3 separate regions of the Homo sapiens genome follow, and regions 2 and 3 are each linked to region 1. Evidence: chromatin contacts called from ENCODE Hi-C or POLR2A ChIA-PET data. All regions are on one chromosome and are shown on one strand. The core of a region is the stretch at or near the end of the contact, and the rest is flanking DNA. Distances in the headings are between cores, read along the strand shown.

The links. Hi-C counts contacts between places; a loop is a spot of excess contacts on that map. ChIA-PET counts read pairs that join two places held with the same protein, here RNA polymerase II (POLR2A). Pooled maps may share reads with other maps.
Region 2: a loop to region 1 is called in a map of naive thymus-derived CD4-positive, alpha-beta T cell, with 14 times the contacts of the local background. The contact joins the promoter of CACNB3 here to the promoter of PRKAG1 in region 1. A Hi-C loop is called at or near these places in 1 of 168 maps with a recorded cell type or tissue (naive thymus-derived CD4-positive, alpha-beta T cell) and 8 of 50 pooled maps. POLR2A ChIA-PET finds 5 or more read pairs at or near these places in 3 of 52 experiments (GM12878, PC-9 and activated CD4-positive, alpha-beta T cell).
Region 3: a pooled map shows a loop between it and region 1 (3-fold over the local background). The contact joins the promoter of ADCY6-DT here to the promoter of PRKAG1 in region 1. A Hi-C loop is called at or near these places in 1 of 50 pooled maps. POLR2A ChIA-PET finds 5 or more read pairs at or near these places in 3 of 52 experiments (Caco-2, GM10248 and HEK293T).

What each region holds. Positions count from the first base shown.
Region 1 is chr12:49,017,409-49,020,256 of GRCh38, forward strand. It overlaps PRKAG1 (protein kinase AMP-activated non-catalytic subunit gamma 1), which reads right to left and starts at 1,368. Exons shown (of 12, transcript NM_002733.5): 1 at 1,324-1,368. The coding sequence starts at 1,332. It overlaps KMT2D (lysine methyltransferase 2D), which reads right to left. Exons shown (of 55, transcript NM_003482.4): 55 at 1,570-2,848. DDN-AS1 (DDN and PRKAG1 antisense RNA 1) reads left to right here. Exons shown (of 2, transcript NR_147179.1): 2 at 828-1,832. RefSeq lists enhancers at 409-999, 1,572-1,771.
Region 2 is chr12:48,816,982-48,819,761 of GRCh38, forward strand. CACNB3 (calcium voltage-gated channel auxiliary subunit beta 3) reads left to right here and starts at 1,515. Exons shown (of 13, transcript NM_000725.4): 1 at 1,515-1,993. The coding sequence starts at 1,949. RefSeq lists a silencer at 1,313-1,782.
Region 3 is chr12:48,787,854-48,790,978 of GRCh38, forward strand. ADCY6-DT (ADCY6 divergent transcript) reads left to right here and starts at 1,294. Exons shown (of 3, transcript NR_110019.1): 1 at 1,294-1,374; 2 at 2,132-2,266; 3 at 2,460-2,682. ADCY6 (adenylate cyclase 6) reads right to left here and starts at 1,236. Exons shown (of 22, transcript NM_015270.5): 1 at 1,053-1,236. RefSeq lists an enhancer at 1-183.

The DNA.
Region 1 (2,848 bases), core at 118-2,617:
ATCATGTTGCCCAGGCTGATGCTGAACTCCTGAGCTCAAGCAATCCACTTGCCTTGGCCTCCCAAAGTACTGGCATTACAGGCGTGAGCCACCACACCTGGCTGAGTTTTCTTTTTCCTCTTTTTAACTTCTACCCCAGAGCCTAATCCAGTACATAAAGTGTAAAGGCTAAATTAGAAAATCTATATAAAAATGCTTTGTAAACCATAATACATTTACAAGTAAGTAGAATATGACATGTCATTTTAAATTTAATGGAATTAGACTCCTTATTTTTGTTTAAGATTATCCTGATTAGTCAGAATTGGCTCCCTTGCCTGGGAGACCAACTGCGAATCATTTTAGTACTTTGGTCGGTTTTCTTTTTGAAAACCTGAAAGAAACAACCTCTCTGTGAGCAGAGAAACGGTGTGGCAAAGAATTACTCTGGGCATGTAATCCAAAGCAAAGTGAACCTGCAGTCCTTTCGTAACTACAGTAGCAGATGATAAAAACCAAGATGGAAAGAGTTACTCTGCCTGAAAGAAGACACATGGTTAAAAACTGTGGAGAGGGAAGTGTATGGGAGGGGTTACAGAGCGCTAGAAAAAGACTCCTGAGAGTGAGGGTGGGTGCAAACATGTAGCAGGCAACCCGCAGCATCTGTGGGAGGGTGACAGGGCCCTGCCACAATTGGTCAATGCCTGCTCGCCAAGAATGAGCTATGCCAAAACCCCTGCTTAGAGTCGCAGAGCGGGCCATGACCTAAAATTGTCCAGGGACACATCGGCCTCTAACACTGCAAGATTTCCTCTTTCAAGCAAACCTCAATTCTCGGTCTTATTAAGGGAATGTGACTTCACTGGACGCAGTATAAAGATCTTCAGATGTCCTCCTGCCGGGGATTGCAGGGATCACAGAAAGACCATCGAGGTCCAGGAGCTACCTGCAAGCGGAGATCCCTCTGGACGCCCCGTGCCTCACCCAGCAAAGCCGGCTCACAACCCTGCGCTCTCAAACCTCTAAAAGGGCTTGAGGTGCCAATAGGAAAGGAGGCCCGAGATTGCCACGGCATACGTGGGCCCCAAGGAGGGAGCCAGGAGTCACTGCCTGCTTGGGCTAAGGGTACCGCGTACGGAAAGGCGGCGGGGACGCGGCCCAGTTCCAGGAGATGCGCCCAACGAAGAAGCGGAGGAACAGGGTCACGGGATAGGGCAGACACCCGGCTGCTTTTTGTTTGCTAGACACCAGCGCCAGCCCCTGCCCGGCCCTCCCGGTCTCCTAAGGGTTGGGGGGGTGTCTTAGGCTCCACAGCGCCCCCGACCGCCCTCCTGCACTCCTCACCGTCTCCATTGCAAGAGGCGCCCGGCTTGGTTTCCTCGCTTTAGGAAACTCTCTTGGGGCAGGCCCCGCCCCACATCCGGTGCGGCGACGCCACTTCCGCCCACGTCATGGCAGTCGCCAGACTGGGGCGGAAGGCAAGGAACCCACCCTTCCGGCGGTGGCGGGCCTCGGTAACCGCCCTCCCCCGGGTCCTCGCGGACCGCACGGATCCGGCTGACGGCGAGGGTCATGGGACGGAGCCGCTTGTATTTAAAATGTTCTTTTTTTATTTGTCGTTTAAAAACAAACTTGGAAGAAGCAAAATCCAAAACTTGCCCTTTGCCTCTCGCAACATAAATATGTACAGTTCAGAATGATCGCTGATACAAAACATGCCAAGGACAGGGGCGCTGAGGGTGGAGGGAGAGAGGGCGCTTTAAAAAAGGGAACCATTTCATCCGTTGTTACGAAGGACCAACCTTGCTGTACAGGATACACACAACACAAAATAAAGTCTTCACGGGATTCACACTTGTCAGCGATTTATTTTTTAAAAAGGGGGAGGGTCCTGGAGGTGAGGGGAGAAGACTGTAAAGGGGAAAACTGAAAACTGAGTATGTGCGAGTGTAAACCAACCCAAAATACAAACACGGGGGCGGGGGGTGGGGTGGGGGATTCTGATGCAATTATACAGGCAGGGTACTTAAAAAAAAAACCAACCAAAATTCCAACCTTGTAGCTTGGGTCTGAGTTATAGTTTATATAAAAATTAAAAACTGTATAAGGTTTCTTCACTAAATTCTACAGGACTATCGGATACCTAGCATATGCTTACAAAGTCTGCCCCATCCCCTTTTCCCAATCCCAGGGCCCAAGCCCCAAACACAGCCTGACTCACGGGAGCCAATCTCCCCCTCCCTGTAGCCTAGACCTTCTGCTCTCGGAAAAGGAACATCCAAGGGCTGTGGCTTTGAGGGCAGCAGCCCAGTCTTCCTACTGTCTGATTTAATTACAGCGGTTCCTGTGGGAGTGGGGGCTGTTATTCTCTTAAACATTTGCAGCTTGAAACAGTTGAGGAAGCAGCTTTAAAAAAAAAAAATCTCCCTACCCCCAACAATCCACAACCCCCCAAATTCAAAACAAAACAAAAACAAACCTAAAATCACAACAGCGACCAAGCTCCCCCTCCAGCAGGCCCGCCCGTCCACCACCACCAAGCCCACCCCTACACTCCAGACATCTGATTCTTGAAAATATTAATTACAAAATGCCCTTTGCCCACAGCCCCTAGAAGAGAACTGCATATAAGCTTCATCTTCATCCCCACGGTTCCCTACCAGAGAGGGGTTTGGGGCCTCACCCACCCCTTACCTACTCCCACCCCCAGGAAGAGGTTCAACTGCAGCACAAGCTTGGGCAGAAAGGGGAAGGAAAGGGAGGCAAGGAACCCATCACCCTCTGGCTCCCCCTGGGGTCAGCTCTCTTTTGTGCGTTATAACATAGTCCAACTATACAACAGGGGGTGGGAATTGCCCAGCCTCTATAC
Region 2 (2,780 bases), core at 265-2,764, 200 kb before region 1:
TACTGCGTAACTGGGTGAGGGCACAAAAGTGGGCAGTGTCTGGGAACTTCCAATACAGAAGAATCCAGTATATGACCAAACCCCAGTTGGTGCTGGACTCAGGAGAGGAGACAGTCCCTTCAGCCACAGGGGCTGCAACAAAGTTGTTTGTCAAACCCAGCATGAGGAAGGTGCTGGGCAGGGCTGCTCTGGGCCACCCACAGTAGACAGACTAAAGATGTCAGTCTGAAGATGCAGCTCTTCTTTGTCTTGCCAAGATAACACCGATAAGTGACCCAGGTGGGAAGCCACTTGGTTTGGGTGGGCTTTCTCTCTCCCATGCACAGTGCTTTCTACCATAGATCTTACTAAGCCATGTCAGAGTTTTGGATTTCTGATTCTCCTCAAGCCAAGGAGGGATGAGCAGATTGCTGAACTCCCGGGTGTGAGAAATTGGGAAGGAAAAGGACTGAGCTCAGGGCCAAGAGCATGGGCACCAGGAGGCCTCCAAGTGTAACCCCTGTCTACGCACATCCTCCTCGTGGGGCACAAAGGTAGGCAGTCAAAAATCAAAGAAGGAATTTTGCTCAGGAGATGAAAAAAGGAAAGAGCTCAAATGGGTGGATCTTTGGGGAAAGTTTCCTCAAGATAAGGGCTGCGGCTCTCTTACCCCAAATCTCAATGCTCCTGTAAAGGAGACTGAGTGGTGCAGAGTGGTACAAGCCCTTCTGCTAAGGGGAGAATCTGGCCTTACCCTAGTGACTCCGAGGAGACTGGCCCTTTCCTCTCCCAACCCGAGTGTAGCCAGGATCCCACCCACAACTATCCCCCTACCTCCACCCTCTGGCTTCTTTCCCCTTCCCTTTAGGCTCACCTAAAACAGCCCCTTTCTGCCCCAGTTCCCACGGATGCCTTGGCACTGTCTGGCACAATCCTTGGCAGGGAAGTGGGGAAGGGAACCCCCATCCTGGCAGGACTAAGACAAAATCTATCCGTGCAACAGGTGTGGGGAGGCCTACCCAGCTCACGGAAAGTTCCCCCCTTCTCAAGGGTTGGGCAACACCGCCTTTGCCGCAGCGTCCCCGTACTGAGGGGGCCGGGCACCTGTTGGGGCAGGAGCTGCCGTCCTGTCATTAGCCTGGGGGCACCAAGCCCATTCCTCCCCGGGACCACTGCGGGGTTTGCTTTCGGAGCCTCCGGGACGCACGGGCCCAGACCCGCCCTGCTGTCGCCTGGGACCCCTCCCCCGTCTGCCGCTCGTTCCCGCGCCTCTTCTGTCTCCCACGGTCTCCCCATTTTCCTGTCCTCTCCGTCCTCCCTCTGCCTCTCTCTCTCCGGTTTCCTCGACACCTGCGCCCTCTCCAGTCTCCGCCCGGGTCGCGTCTCCCTCGCGGTCTCAGCGCCCCCTCCCTCCCCCGCCGCAGCCCTTTGTTTCCCGGCGGAGTAGTTCCTGGGTTGCCGAGCGTCTCTGTCTCCGCATCTCTCCTCGCCCCGCCTCCTCCCTGCCTGGATCCGCCCTGCCCGCAGCCTCTCCTCCCCTTCCTCCCCGCCGCCACGGCCCCGTAGGTGCTCGGGGACCCACCTTCCACCTAGCACGGGTTCGTTCCCCTCTCCCGGCCTGGCCCGGGCTCCCCGGTGGCCGCCGCCCCCTCGCCGCCCCCGCCTTCTCCCGGGGAGGGGGTCAGGTGGGCGGGCACTATTGTTGTAGGAGCCGGCGCCAGATTCCTCAGCCGCGCTCGGGGTGGGACCGGCTGGGTTTGGGGGGGTGGGGTGGGGGGAGCGGTGATCTGAGCTCCGAGCAGCTGGTCTTCGCGGCTCGCTCCCTCCTTCGCGCTCTCTCGCTCCCTGCCGCCGCCCGCAGGGCTGCGGGGCTCGGTGGCATCTCCCGGGCGCGGCCCGCAGTCCTTGCCCCTGCCTCCGGGCCGCTCCCGCCCCCGGCGCCGCTCGCTCCCCCGACCCGGACTCCCCCATGTATGACGACTCCTACGTGCCCGGGTTTGAGGACTCGGAGGCGGTGAGTGCCCACGATGAGGGTGGGGGCGGGGAAGTTGGGGTGACACCTCCTCTCCCTTCAACCCTTTCCCCGGTTCAGGACTTTGAAAAACGCCTCAGTGGCAGGGCAGGGTTTGTAGGGGGGCGCTCTAAGAACGTGGGGAGATGGATTTTCATGCCAAGCGTTCCCCAGCGACCCAGACTCAGACCCTGGGGCATCGGGTGTGTGCAGAGAGGGGGCAGTATAGGGGAAGGGCTCAAGCAGGTGGCTCCACGGCCCAGGAAAGAGGGGTGGGAGAAGGCAGGGCTGGAGGCCGAGGGCACAGAGGCTCTGGAGAGGGAACACGCCATGTCTGGAGTTCCAAATTCTGGATTTCTGGGGTCTGAACACAACAGCTAGGAGAGCCGCCGAGGTGGTTGGGGAGGCAGACATTCTAGACCTCTTGTGCCTCAAGCAAACGACACATCAGGGAGCTGAGAGGACATCAGGGAGCCAGGGGCCAACCTCTTCAGACAGACGGATCCTAAAACTTGAGGAGCTCCATTATTCCCTTCCACCCCCTCCATCTCTGCGCATTGCCTCATCTCCTCACCCTTTCTCTAGCCCAGTTTCTCTCCCAGGCTGAAACCTGGGCGCCCAGCACATGGGTAGGCCAGGTGACTGAGCCCCATCTATTCCACAGCCCCCTGCTGAGGCTTCCTCTGCAGCGGGCATCCTGAGCTCTTGCCCAGCATGGAGGGCCTGGAGGTGAGGCCAGAGGAGCTGAGGGCCTGGGGATGGAGAGGAAGCGCTTTGCTCAGAGAAACAG
Region 3 (3,125 bases), core at 44-2,543, 230 kb before region 1:
CCTGATCAGGCTGAGACCAGAGTTTGGAACCAGCCAAGGCCAAGGCCCAGCCCTAAGGATGGCTCTGCCCACTGCCTTGCCAAGCCTTCCTGGCCACCTCCTGTCTATCCCATCCCCAGGGCCCATCTGCCCCTGCCCTCCTTGGCAAAAGGAGGCTCCAGGGGATTAAAAACGACTTCAGAAAGTTCATGGTAAGAGGCACTGCCCAGGCGGGGCCCAGCAGTGCCAGCACCACCCACCATACTCGGACATGGGCCTCAATTCTTCAATTCTGGGCCTTTCCAGATGTAGAGGAGCCTACCCAGGGCCTGTATCTGTCGGTCCAGTGCCCGCTGCCGCCTTCTCCCATCCCCAGTCCTCACTCTCCCTAAAGATTACAGAGGGCTCCCACATCACCCTTTACTATGCAACCCCCACCAGGTCCCTCCAGCTCACAGGGGTAATCTGGTAAGGAGAGGATATGGGCAAAGAGGCTCCCACGCCTGATTCCACCTCTAGCCTTTCAGTCGAGCCCCAGAGTCTGCTTTGAATAAAGTCAGCTCCCCTGCCCACCCTGCGGCAGGCCTTGGGGGATGTGGGGAGCCGACCCCACCCCTTTCATTCCCAAGGTTTTGGGTGAGGGGAAGGAGAGGGACTCCCGCAGACAGAGGGCATCCCTCCCTCTGCCCAGGCCGGTTCCTCTCCCCTAAATGGAATCTCCCCCAAACTCGGAGACACCCCACAGCCCCGCAGCAAAAAACTCAGGCCAGCCCCTCCCCCAGTACGTGCCAGATCCTCCTGGCCTCCGGGCCAGCCTGGAACTCGCCCCGTGGAGGGAGGCAGGCGGCGGGCGACGGGGGTGGCGAGCGCCGGACCTAGGAGTCCTCGATCCCACTGCCTCCATGACTTCCCTTTGCCAACCCCAACTCCCTCGGGCAACACTGCCGAGACGACCCGTCCAAGGCTTCGGCGCCCCCACCCACAAACTCTTGTCGAGAGCCGCTCGGGTGCGTTCCAATCCTGGCGCACCGGGAGCCCGAGCGGCCACTTCCCCTAGCCCTCAGCGCGCTCACCTGCCGGCCCGGCTCCGCGCCTGCCCTGGGCCCCCGCCCCGCCGCCCCCGCGGGCTCCGGCCGGCCGGCCGGCCGTCCCGCGGTCCTCCGAGCCCGCGCGTCCTGGCCGTCCCGCCCGCCGTCCGCCGTCCGCCGTCCGCCCGGCCCTCGCCCCCTCCCGAGCTGTCCAGCGCAGCCGCCCTCTACCCCGGATCCAGAAGTCCCCTCCCCGCTGGCTCCCGGACTCCCCGCCTTAAAGGCACAAGCTCCTTTTGTCTGGGCATCCCCCTCCCCCTCCCCAGAAGTGGGGGCCGAGTTGCCCACTCCCCTTCCTAGCAGCGGGGTAGGGGCGGAGGAGGCCAAATAATGGGACCCCTCCCTCCGCGCGCCCCCTCCTCTCCTCCGGCCGCTTCCTCCCCCAGTCCTGGGAAGACAAGCAGCTACTGTTCTGGGATCAAGACCCCGCGGGGAGGGGACCTCGCAGCCCGGTCCCCTTCCCTTCACCCCGGCCGCCTCCTCCGGCATTCCTCTCCCGCCCTCACCCCGGGGGTCCCCGAGCGCGCCCGCAAACCCACCCCTCACGGCTACATCCCCCGCCCCGCCCACCGAGGGTCGCCTTCCTTCCTGTCAGGGTCCCAGGGGTTGGGCCGGCGCCCCGCGCCCACTCTTCATCCCCAATTCCTCCCTGCCCCTGCCCCAGCCCCAGCCCCCACCTAGCCATTCCCGCCCTGCCTGTCACGGCCCTGCGCCCTCCCGCGGGAACTCAGTTTAATAATTAATTAAGCTCTCATTCCACAAGGCGCCAGGTGTGTGCGGCCTGCTTGCCCGCACACCACTTCTTTCCTCTTCCCCCCAGTCTCTGGGGCAGCGGCCCCGAGGCGAACCTCGGGGCCCAGTGGAGGGACCCAGGGAAGGGGCACTCTCCCTGCCGCCCCCACAACCCCCCGCCCTACTCTCTGGGAGCCCCTCCCCCGCACCTGCCAACTTGCAGCCTCACCCCCAGGCATCTTTTACCCAAAGGGCTGTGCTTCTCTGCTGGGGGTTGGAGGGGCTACTGGGGTGCATTGCTAAGTGCACGAACTGAGAAACTGGGTCTTTAGTTATTTCCAGCACGGAGCAGCTGCCCAAGTTACCTGGGAGATGGGAAAATCGTGTGAAAGCTGGTTAACCCTTTGAGGATTAGAGTAATGGTGGAAGCAGAAAGGAGAAGGAGTTTCACTCCAGGATGTACGTAGGTGAGTGTGACTTTAGAGGGGGTGCCATTCTGGAGCTGGGAAGAAGGCAGCCTGCCTGGCTTCCTTTTGAGGCCCCCTCTCCATTCCCTCAGTCAGACCTCTAGCTCCTCCTTCCAATTCAGCCCTTCCCCAAGCAGCCTATTCCCCACCCAAGATCCCAAGACCTAGGTATCTGAAGATGCTTCCTCCTCAGGACCAGCCCTCCCTGCAGTCCTGTCCTTCAAGACTCAAGTCTTGTCCACTCCAAATCACCACTGGGATTCCTAAGTCCAGGACAGAGCTTCAGGCAAGGAAAAGAAGAGTTGGGAAAGCCAGTTTCCAACATTTATCAGCCACGTGTACCTGCAAACTATATACCTTGGGTAAATCATCAATCTCTTGAAATGGGAATAAAACCATCTGCCTTGTCTTTCTTACAGGGTTTTCAGAATCAGATAGAGAAATGTTTGTTATAATGTTTGAAAATGGGAAAGTGGTACTTTCTCATTTCTCAGTTGTGCAGGCCTGGCCTGCAATTTGATCTTTGGGGCCTCTTTGCCTGACTTCTCACTTCAAAATTTCCTTAAAAATTGTTTTTGCTGGCCGGGCGCGGTGGCTCACGCCTGTAATCCCAGCACTTTGGGAGGCCGAGGCGGGTGGATCACAAGGTCAAGAAATCGAGACCATTCTGGCCAACATGGTGAAACCCCGTCTCTATTAAAAATTAGCTGGGCGTGGTGGCGGGCACCTGTAGTCCCAGCTACTCGAGAGGCTGAGGCAGGAGAATCGCTTGAACCCGGGAGGCGGAGGTTGCAGTGAGCCGAGATCACGCCATTGCACTCCAGCCTGGGAGACAGAGCGAGACGCCGTCTCAAAAAAA